Regions from separate parts of the Homo sapiens genome. Here region 2 is linked to region 1. Evidence: chromatin loops called from intact Hi-C (ENCODE). Cell type or tissue: heart right ventricle. All regions are shown on one strand. Each heading gives the region's core, and the rest is flanking DNA. Links, peaks and the distances in the headings are about the cores only. Region 1 has its middle 220 kb from the start of OTUD1. Region 2 overlaps C10orf67 (chromosome 10 open reading frame 67).

Region 1 (5,387 bases), core at 319-5,318:
TAAGTTTCCTGAGGCCTCCCCAGCCATGTAGAACTATGAGTCAATTAAACCTCTTTCCTTTGTAAATTACCCAGTGTCAGACAGTTCTTTGTAGCAGTGTGAGAATGGATTAGTACAGATTGTCCTGGAGGAAGTTATGTTAAGTGAAATAAGCCAGGCACAGAAAGACAAATATTGTATGTTCTCACTCATATGTGCAAAATAAAAATTGAAACGACTGAATTCATGAAGATAGAATGGTGGTTACCAGAGGCTGGAAAGGGTAGCAGAGAGGGAGGGGCAAAGTGGGATGGTTAATTAGTGCAAAAATATAGTTAGAATGAATAAGGTCTAGTATTTGGTAGCACAACAGGGAACTACAGTCAACAATAATTTTTAACTTAAAAAACTAAAAGAGTAAAATTAGAATTTTCCTTACACAAAGAAATCATGGTGATGGATACCCTAATTACTCTGATGTGATTATTACACATTGTATGCCTGTATCAAAATGTCACAGGTATCCCATAAATATATACAACTATTATGTATCCATAATAATTAAAAATATACTTAAAAAAATTCAAAGTGACTAGTACAACTGAGTAACTGAATTTTTATTTAATTTTTATAAATTTAAATTAAAAAGCCACACATGGTTAGTGGATACCAAATTGGTTCATGCAGTTCTAGAGCACAGAGGAGTGCTTAAGAGTGAAAAAAAGTGACTTGGAATAAGTCATGATAGGAAATATAGACTTTGTCCTCTGGGGAACAAAGAGTAAATTGAAAATGCCTGAGGGTTCAGGGCCCTGAAATTGACATAAAGGATAAGGTCGGGAGCACATGGACTGTAGCTCACTGCCTGAGATTAGAGGACACAAGGCAAGGATGGGTGCAAGAGAAGCTATAATTTATAAAGGGAAGGAGAAAATTTGAGGAAAGTCGTATCAGATAGATTCAATTTTCGCCAAGTAGCAAGAGACCAGTGGGTCTACTGAAGTGGAGGGAATGAAAGAGCAGAGTGGTGGGAAGATGTGGAGAGAATACGGTTGTTCTGAAATGACTGGGGAGTGGCCAATAATAAGGGACCTCCTGGTGGTAAGACAGAGGGCACAGCTGGAATTGAAGATAGTGGGTTTGAAATGGTTCCAAACTGCAGTTCCAGAAGCTCATTTATCTGGGTATGGAGAAAATGTATTGTTATAGGTCCAGGGTTGGAGTTCCCCAAACAGTCACTGCAGAAGTCCTGGGTGCAAAAAAATTGAGAAAGCTGGCAAGGAATTACTTTAGATTATAATACGAGGTTACCAACCTACGTCACCAACCTAGAAGAGCAAGTTAGGTCAGAGAGTAAAAAATTTGAGCTGAAGACTTCAGAGGCACAAATGTGACCCCTAGATCCATGATGTGGCCATGCTAATAGATGGCTGAAAAGGGCTAGAGGTGGATGTCATTGGCGATGAGGTGCTGGATGGCCATCCACATTAACAATGAACAATATGGCAAGACTTGGGAGAGAGGAGGAATGGGAGCCAGATGTAATTAATAAATAAAGAGTTAAGACCTCAGAAATGAACCTCAAGAAGAAGGAGTAAGTGTCCTAGAAAGAGTAGGATGGCATGAGCATTAAAATGTGGGCATTTTTACATGAAGGCAGAGAAATAATGCCACCTCTACCTTTGGACCGCAGAACAGCGCTGGGGTCTCCGTGCGCAGTCTCCCATGGCTAGGGCTGTGGGAAAGCAGTGTCCTTCAGAGTAGAGGTGGATTTCAGTTAACGAAGGCAATGGAGCAAGTGTTCAGTGACTAAGTGAATGTTACTAGGAAGCTTATTTACTGGGTATGGAGAGTTCCAGAGAGCCCATGGGTGATATAGCAGCAAAGGGCATCCTTGAGGCTATAGAGGAAGAAGTCAGCTAGAGAAATTATAGCAAAGGGACACAGCAAGGTCTTTTACGGTGTGACAAATTTGTTAATAGGATATATAGTCATTTTTGCTGACTTTCAGAATGGTTTAGAAAAAAGTAAATAGATTGTGGACCCTAAAACCCTATCACCAGCTAGCTACGGGAAAAACAGTCTTTACTACAAATATGGGATGACCAGGTCTAGAACTTGACTTTCTTTCTCATCTATTAATAGAACATGATGACCGTGTATTCAGAAAGGAAAGGTGCAATGGAAAAGGCTTGTTGATCTAATTTTCTGAATGTCTTTAGAAACAGAATGAATTCTCATTAGTCTGGGACGATTCAGGTGTGACTGTCTACCTGAAAGAGAAGGATAAATTACATTGCCTTACAAATGCTTTTACATCCTAATGATTTCTGTAAATCTAAGCTAAATTAGCTGAGATTCTTGAGTATTATAAAGGTAGTGGAATATCACTACATTAGAGCTCATGAGAGCTCATGGCGCCCTTATTTTATAAACTTAAAACAGGTGGTCCAGCGATAGATGTTTTCTAATCTCTAAATTGAATAATATGGAATCAAGTTTGGTTAAACATTGAACATGCTGCCTTTATAGGAAAGAATAAAATACATTGAAAATGGAATTGTCCCAGAGAAGTCTAAGATATATGTCTACTATACTTATAAATGAGAATAATTTATCAGGTGGATATTTCAGTAACCATGTCTTTTTAAATATATTTAAAAAATTCTAATCTAGGACATAGAATGTCTCAGTGAGTTCCAGTGGAGTTATCCAAATCCAACAAATGAAAGATAAAACCCTTATTGAATAATTTAGACTTTTCTCCACTTTAAGGTGCTTTGGCTTGACACTGGTTCCTTGTTTTATTCAACTGCTCAGAAACGCATAATCTCATTTAAATTGAAGAAGCCATTGAAAATAAGTTGGCTCTACTTCCAGAATTGTAACTAAAAGAAAATTCTTTCTTCTGCAAATGATAAAGAATTTTCAGCATGTTTATCCACAGCTAATCCTATTCCTTTGGGTACAATGTGGTGCTGCACATTGAAACGTTATAAGAGCATTACCCCGCTAGGCAATAAACATGCTTTAAGAGCTTACTGGTAGTATGCTGACTCAAAGCAGAAATAATAATATCATCATTTTAAGTTGTCACATCTTCATTCTCCTTTCTAAAGACCCTTGCAGGTTTTTCAAGGTCTTTTGCCCCTCCATGACAGTTTGCTTTTGTAAGAGGCTGGTCTCAGAATTCAGATTTGTTCCATGATCTTAAAATACAGCAAAGCAAAAAAGCAAGTAAACCTTGATATTTATTTGAAATTTCCTGAGGTGAAGACTTCTTGGTCAAAAGATCAAGTAAGCCTCTTATTACTGGTGGCATACTGGAGTCACCTACAGGGTGTTTTGGGAACTGCCTGTGACATAGAAACTACTTTTTGTTGGGAAGAAGTTTAGTTGGGGCTGTGGGAAATAAAAGAGAAGAAAAATACAAATGTGAGAGGGTAATGAGAGGGTAGAAACCCCACTAGAGCCAAAAGTGGGCCACATAGGCAGGGCCAGAGCTAGATTAGGGGTTTCTGAGACTAGGGCTGTGGGAACAGAAGATGATTTCCCACTACATCTGGAATTGGTGGAAAAGGGAGGCTTGAAGTATGAATTCTTGGAAACTTGGGAGCTTTTTCTGAAGTTCCTAGATATTAAGAATGGGAGTCAGATGTCTTGATTGTGAGGACACCGTGGGGTTCCCTGAGCTCATAACTACTCCATCTTACTATTTTTTAAATTCCCTCTTCCCTATAGAGACTCTGGTAAATCCTTTAAGAGTGAATTTGGTCCATGAGTTTATTTTGAGACCAGTGAAGAAGGGACAAGCTAGGGAAAGAGAATCTTCAGCTTTCAGGTTTGGTGTATCAGGGAACAGAGGGTACCCAGCAGGAGCAGGCTTCTTTAAAGAAGATAGAACTCAGGGGGCCTCAGGTGACCTCAGAGGGGCTCCTCCCAGAAAGCCAGCCAAGAAGCCCCTCAGGAGTTTGGGACGGCCACCTTGGCCAGGCAGTGGCCGGGAGAATCACTGGATTGGGAGGATCTTTGAGTAGCTGTAGTTCTGGGGGTCAGAGTCAGCCACTCTGGGTGGAGCCATGGAAGAATTCATGGGGTGTGTTTAGTCTCCATCTCTTCAATCTTTCATCTTGAATTAATACACTGCACTCCTGTCTCATTGACATTTAAAAGCTGTTAATCCCTAACAGCTCTCTATTATCCTCCAAATATGGTCCAGACTCCTTGACAATAAGTTCATGGCCAACTTAAGCCCACTGCCATTTCCTGATGAGGCATCCTATTTCCTGCTCTGTGTGTTGTAAGCCCCCAGGAATTCCATTTTTGTTCTGCCACAGCAGGATCCTAGCTTCATGGCTCTCCCCTTCCTAGTCTTGTCTCCCTGGGTCAATTGGAGTATGACAGGTCTTTTGCTGTACAGAAAGCCACTGAGTTTCATTCTTGTTGTGTATCCAACTTATTTTCTACCTAAGCAGTTTCAAGAGAGGCATGAGGGACTCTTTCTGATGCTCTGTGTTTTTGTGTGATGGGAAGAGGAGGAATGTGGGAAAGCATGGGAGATAGGAGGCTGCACACAATCCTTTCACTTCCCATTGTCATCATGACCTTCCATCCCTTTTGCTTTCTGTTATGTGATTACAAAATCTCACCTCTTCCCTTTGGGTTCCCCCAGGCAGGGATTGAATCTTATTTAAATTTGTAGCTCCCAAGTCTAGCATGGACCCTAGAACTCAGTACATATTCATTGAGTGAATTACAATTGGAATTCTCTTCCACTCTCACAACATACAATGAGTGACATTGCTCAGTGACATTCTCCATCAAGTCGCCATCTGAGGCTTACAAGTTGACATTGATGACCTGTCAATGCTTAATTATAGGTATCTTTGGTATAATCCTAGAAAGTTTGGCCCTAGAGGAAAAAGAACCTGGTGAGACATACCAGAGGATATTGACACAGCTTGTAATGGATTTAGTGCATCCTTTTCTCTAGTCTTCTTGTGTTGAAATTGCCATATGACCCAGGCACTAAAGGCTTCCAGATAAAATGGATGCATTTCTCTTTACTGGGGATCAGATCCTACTTTAAAAGGCCTAGCTCCTTTAAGACCCCAAAGGACGAGCCCTAGGAGAAGAGCTGACTGGGGAAGCCTGAACTGCCTAGCTGAATCACCAATTGCTTCAAGCTTTCAACTGACTTAAGCCTCTCCTGGAGCTTGCTTCAGACCTGGCCTTCTGACTCTGGGGAAGTCACAACTCTCATTGCATCTTGCCCAGGGAGGTTGCCATGGGTCTTTACCCATGACTGGGCCTCAGATATGCCCCATTCAGTAGTAGTCCCCATCCTTGTGTTTAGCCTAGACCAGTCTCAGACCTGCCAGCGTCTTGTCCCCTGAACAGCTCAGCCT
Region 2 (5,387 bases), core at 164-5,163, 360 kb before region 1:
TGGCAGAGTGCATGGCTAAGGAGGGGGGCTTGTTGCCTTTGTGGCATTTCCCAGTGTCAGTGCTGCCAGTGTCATGAGGAGCACATCACATGTCAAAGTGGTGACGTTTTCAGGCTGGGAGCCGCATGGAGTCCATCAGGCACACGGATATCCACACAGTTGGTTTTCTGCTTGGTGGAGGAGCCACCCAGAGGCAATTCATATTCTGAACATTAACATGGCTTTGCATGCTTGTCACACGGGGTCTGTGCAGGCGTTTAATGCTATTGAAGACTTTGGTTTAAATCTCTATGCAAACAGTGATTACCTTGTAAGAAGGTTTCAGGATAACTTACAACAAAAGACTTTAAAGTTATAGTTTTAGTAAAGCAAACTCATTTACATTTTTATTATGTGCGTCTTTTGTTTAAATCTTGCCATGTCCATTATGGGAGAGCTTTTTCTTACGCAATAGACGCGCTTATTGGGACAGCTACTCTTTTTTTTTTTTTTTTTTTTGCCTTCTTCTTCTTGTCTGTTTCAAAGCTATTGAAAACATCTGAATATCCTCCCTTATGGCTGTCTAGATTTTATTGCCATGCATTAAAAAAAAAAAAATTAAGCTCTAATGGATTGGGGAAGCTGGTGCAGAACTTTATACTTTATTGTGGTATGATATTAAACAGATTATGCAATCTCAAAATATTATTATGCCAAAGGAGATAGAAGATTCTACATGCCTTGTTCAAAATTACTATAGACATTAAAAATACTTTTGATCTTAAGGTCATCACAGGTGAATTATAACTTATTCTTTTTACAGTAATTCCATGATGGCAATAACTAAAAATAAAATCTTCCCTCAAAAACAAAATAATTTCTCTCGACTGATTTCCCTTTGGAACTACACTTTCATTTAAGGTTAAGGATATGTGGAAGTAAACTATTAAAATATTTTCCCCTGTAACAGTTTTAAAGAAAAAGAAGTGATTTAAATTTTTTGTAGTACATTAATAAGTCCTTTAAAACAAGTGACTTACTAATGAAATTACGTATGGTATATATATGTGTGTGTGTGTGTGTGTAAGAGTTAGTAATATTTAAAATATGTTCTTAAATTTTGCACTAAGCTCAATTACAAATCTTCATGACTTTGATTCACCATTTCACTTAAATTATTTGAGCCCAATTCATCTTAACTAATGAGAACTAACAAACCTAGTAAGTAGTTAATAAACAACACTGTTTTCTTAATAAACGAAGAATCCGTCATTAATTTCTTGTCCCACATTGTTCAATTTGAGACCATCACAGAATGCATTTATAGACTAAAAGGTTTTGTGTGTGTGTGTGTGTGGAAAGAAATAAACAAACAATACTGGCCTTAATAGGCTTAAGCATACTTTTCCTAACAGTGGCAGAATATGAACATCCACAGAGGATTACATGAGCACCCGATTCTCATAAACTAAAGAAGAACTATTTGAATTCATCAGATGAAGTGTAAAATTTACAAATGGTAGCAGCTAATACCTAACTACGGGTTCTAAGAATCTCTTTGTATGAAAGCAGGACGCAAGGAAAACACATTAAATACGGGGGTTTGTCCTCCACATATCAAACCACAACCCCTGTTCTTCCAAGGTTAACCCTTAGCTCTGTCCCCACCATCTGTCAGCTGTGGGAACTGCAAGTAATTAACTATTCAGACGCCCACAGCAATGAGGACACTCATTAGCAAAATGAACAAAGGGATCGTTCTGAGCTGCTACGGTGCTCTGTTACACTCTGAGTGGCAGGTTTTGTGGTGGTGTTCCTTCTGCCATCTGCCCACACTGCTAGTTTGTGTTTGCTTAAACCAGGAGACTTTTAAAAAATAAACTGCCTTAATAAAATGAGGTTAAGAAGGATGGAGATCATTAAAGGCAGTTAACTGGATGTAGCCGTTTAAACCACACTATAAGAGAGACTGTGTGCAATCCATGATCATTCTGGAATTTCAAAATTGTAAAGAAACTTACCAATCTCAAGTTTTTCTTTCATATTATAAAAACTAGGGCTTCAGGTGGTGGCATATGTGCTATATCTTTTGTGAATATTCACAAGATGCATAGAATTACAAACTGAATCCCAAATTGAATCTCGAAAGAATCATTTTTGAAAACAGGTGTACTTGGGAGCTTTGCTCCTCAAATGCGGTCCATGGACCAGGAGCCTCAGCATCACCTGGGAACTGATTAGAAATGCAGCCCCTCAGGCCCAACCCAGAGCTACTGTGTCAGAGTCTGCATCTAACGAGATCTGCAGGTGATGCATGTGAGCAGTAAAGTCTGAGAAGTCCTGCTTCAGAGCACTTTCTGTGCCTTCTCAGCAGTTTCCCCTCCACAGGCTCCATTGAATTGGACATCTCAATTTTCTGGGGAGGAGCAGAGTTCTGATGCAAGCCCATGCCTCATGACAGTCACAGAGAAGAGCAGGTGCTTTCCCAATGAGTGACAACCAGGAAAGTGGCACTCTGGGCAGTGCAACCCTGCAGAGCTGCCACTCTTGAATGACAGCTCTGTTTCAGAGCTGTCAGCAACAAGCAGATATGCTCGCAATGGAAGGTAGGTGGGTGATGGTTGCAGGGCTCATCAGTGTTGGGATAAGAAAAATAAAAAGTCTATTCAAAATGCCAGCTCCAATTGAAATTAAAACACATGCACAGGCACACACACACACACACAGAAACACACACACACACAGAAACACACACACACAATTACAGAGACATAAAGGCTAACCTCCTTTATAAATTCTCAAGAGGATTAGCCAACGGACAGCATGGAAACCTGATGGCTACAATGGTATGCAGCTGAGTCACATTGATTTCCCACCGAATAAAACCTGAACATTTCATCCCTTGAATGAAGTTGCTCTTGGGAAAATTCGACATTCAGGATGTTCCCATCTGGAGATGAGAAATTACAACTACTTATTAATTATAAAGCTATTGAAGTAATTTGATAATCAGTAAGAGTAAACTAGATAACTGTAGATAAACTAAATAAAACTTGTTTATTTCACTTTTTTTTTCAACTTACTTCCACTGCTACTTTGAAATTTTTAATTGTTTTTCCAAATCCCGTGTTCCCAATCTAATTTGAGACTTGGTGTCCCAGGGGTTTTTAAAATACCACTAGAGGGGGCAGTTGAATCAGATGAAATTTCAAATAAAAAAGATCATCTAGAACTTAAGGTTTTAGGAAAGTTTGTTCTTAGAGAATGTAGGAAAAAAGTGTGTTTCATTTTATTTGATATAAGCTATGACCTGCCTTTGTGGCATTCATGTCTGTGTTCTTGAAATGGTGACACGTATGCTTTCCATCACCCTCAGTCAGGAGGGGAGAGCAGAGCAGTCAGGAGGGGAGAGCAGACACGTATGCTTTGTCGGGGTCTCCAGGAGAAATCCATACACCCCGTTAATCAGAATCACCTCACCTTCCTCAAATATTAAGAGTGTTTACAGAAATTCTAATGTGCTCTTTGGGGACTAACTACATTGGAATAACCAGAGTATTCTGGATGCCACTGAAAGCCAGAGAACAGCCTGCTTACATATGAGCCGGTGTGGCTCCCACCTGCTCTCCTTTTCACAAAGCCACAGCCCATCCTCACGCTTTCCCCAGAATGTCCAGCTGGGCCAGGTAACCAGCTGAAGAGAAAAGTTAGAGGTGTAAATATTTCAAGAGTATAGGGAGCTGTCTTACCCAATTGGGGTGTTCTCAACAGTCCAGAGGTCTGTTTGGTACATTTTATGGAACATAAACGGATGGCCATAAGGATTTGTGCATTTCCTTATAATACCTGAATTGATACATGAATATTTCTTCAAAGAACTTGAAGCAATTTACATTCAATACAGCAGGTGTTCTTATCATAACTCTCTAGTTTAGCCAGGCGGGTATCATGTTGCATTTCACAAATGGGAAATAAATGGATCAAAATTGCCTTGCCACATCTACACTGGATGTCTTTGGCCAAGGCAGGATTAAAAGCAAACTATTACAGTTTTTAGTCTTTTCTATTAAATTGTTTTCTTCAAAAAGTAAAAGTAAATGTAAACCCAAGAAAAGGTTTTTCAAAGGCAAATGCAAAAATTGAATGTGCTTCCTAGTCCAAGATATATACAAAAATTAATATTCAATTTTATTAGATCTATGCTATTGACACAATGCTGTATTGCTTAGAAGGTGCTCAATTTTTTCTAGATATAAAGATTTCTAATAGATTAACAAAGTAAACACCTAAAGCAAACATTTAAACCAGTTTAAATACGATCCTTTAGAATGGTTTGTGTTTGATTCATTATCTCTTATAACGTTGAAGTTTTAAATAAGAGTACTAGTGAGGGATTTAGATAAACCATAAATTGTATTCAAAGGCATGAGCAACCCATAAGTGTTTCTTCCTAGTGTTAACATTTTGACATATAACTTTTCAGATTTTCCTGTATGCATGTGTCGATATTTCTATGTGTACTTTTTTTTTTTTGCAGTTGCAAGATTTAATAGAGTTAAATAGAGTGGAAACAGGGCTCCCATACAAAAGGAAGGGACCCAAAGAGGGTAGCCATTGCCAGCTCGAATGCCTGGGTTTATATCCCGATCATTGTCCCTCCCACTGTGCTCTTAGGCAACAGATGATTGGCTATTTCTTTACCTCCTGTTTTTGCCTAATTAGCATTTCAGTGAGCTCTCCTTACTATCTGATTGGTCTGGTGTGAGCTAAGTTGCAAGCCCTGTGTTTAAAGGTGGAAGCGGTCACCTTCCCAGCTAGGCTTAGGGATTCTTAGTCGGCCTAGGAAATCCAGCTAGTCCTGTCTCTCAGTGCCCCTCTCAACAGGAAAACCCAAGTGCTGTTGGGGAGGTTGGCTGATGACCGCTCTAATTGCTTCCTGCTGAATTGGGGTGTACTAGGGGTCGTGCAGTTGAGATTTCCTCGGGAGGGGTGACTTTGATGTCATTAACATCGGAGCATGGGCTAGCAGGCTGGTCCAGGGGTCTGTGGTAGATCTTAGTCACAGACTGCATCTGGGGCACCATTTGAAGAATGATTTGTAGTTTTACAGCTTTGATTCTGGAAGAGACAAACTTAACAAGGAGGTTAAAGATACAGGGATTGAAATGTATGGCCTGCAGTGCAGGGGATTATTTCTTTGGCACACTTTACAGGCCTTGACTATCTGCTTGATAGTTTTGAAAAGGCCTGGTCCAGTAAATAATAATTTGGCCACCTGATGGGTGCTATTAATGCCTAAGTGAAAGGTTTGGTGAAGGGTTTTAAGTAATTTCCATTGGTTAGCTGCAGGCAAAAGTATTTTTCCTTCTTCCATGGCTAGCCATCCTGAGGGAAGGCAACTATGTCCT

Evidence for each region. Peaks named below come from ENCODE experiments on the same cell type or tissue, not always from the same donor. Only the 100,000 strongest peaks of a DNase experiment are listed, where the experiment ranks them.
Region 2: it touches region 1 in a loop (6-fold over the local background); 4 of 110 quality-filtered maps call a loop at or near these places.

The regions. Positions count from the first base shown.
Region 1 is chr10:23,653,613-23,658,999 of GRCh38, forward strand. No RefSeq gene overlaps it. Among named protein-coding and RNA genes, the nearest start is that of OTUD1, 220 kb to the left of the region's middle. In heart right ventricle, for the core only: a CTCF peak has its summit at 3,307; no DNase peak of the experiment used is centred there; H3K27me3 peaks cover 856 bases.
Region 2 is chr10:23,291,681-23,297,067 of GRCh38, forward strand. All of the region lies in intron 5 of C10orf67 (chromosome 10 open reading frame 67), which reads right to left. Among named protein-coding and RNA genes, the nearest start is that of C10orf67-AS1, 50 kb to the right of the region's middle. In heart right ventricle, for the core only: CTCF peaks have their summits at 1,655 and 3,160 (motif pointing right); no DNase peak of the experiment used is centred there; H3K27me3 peaks cover 1,679 bases.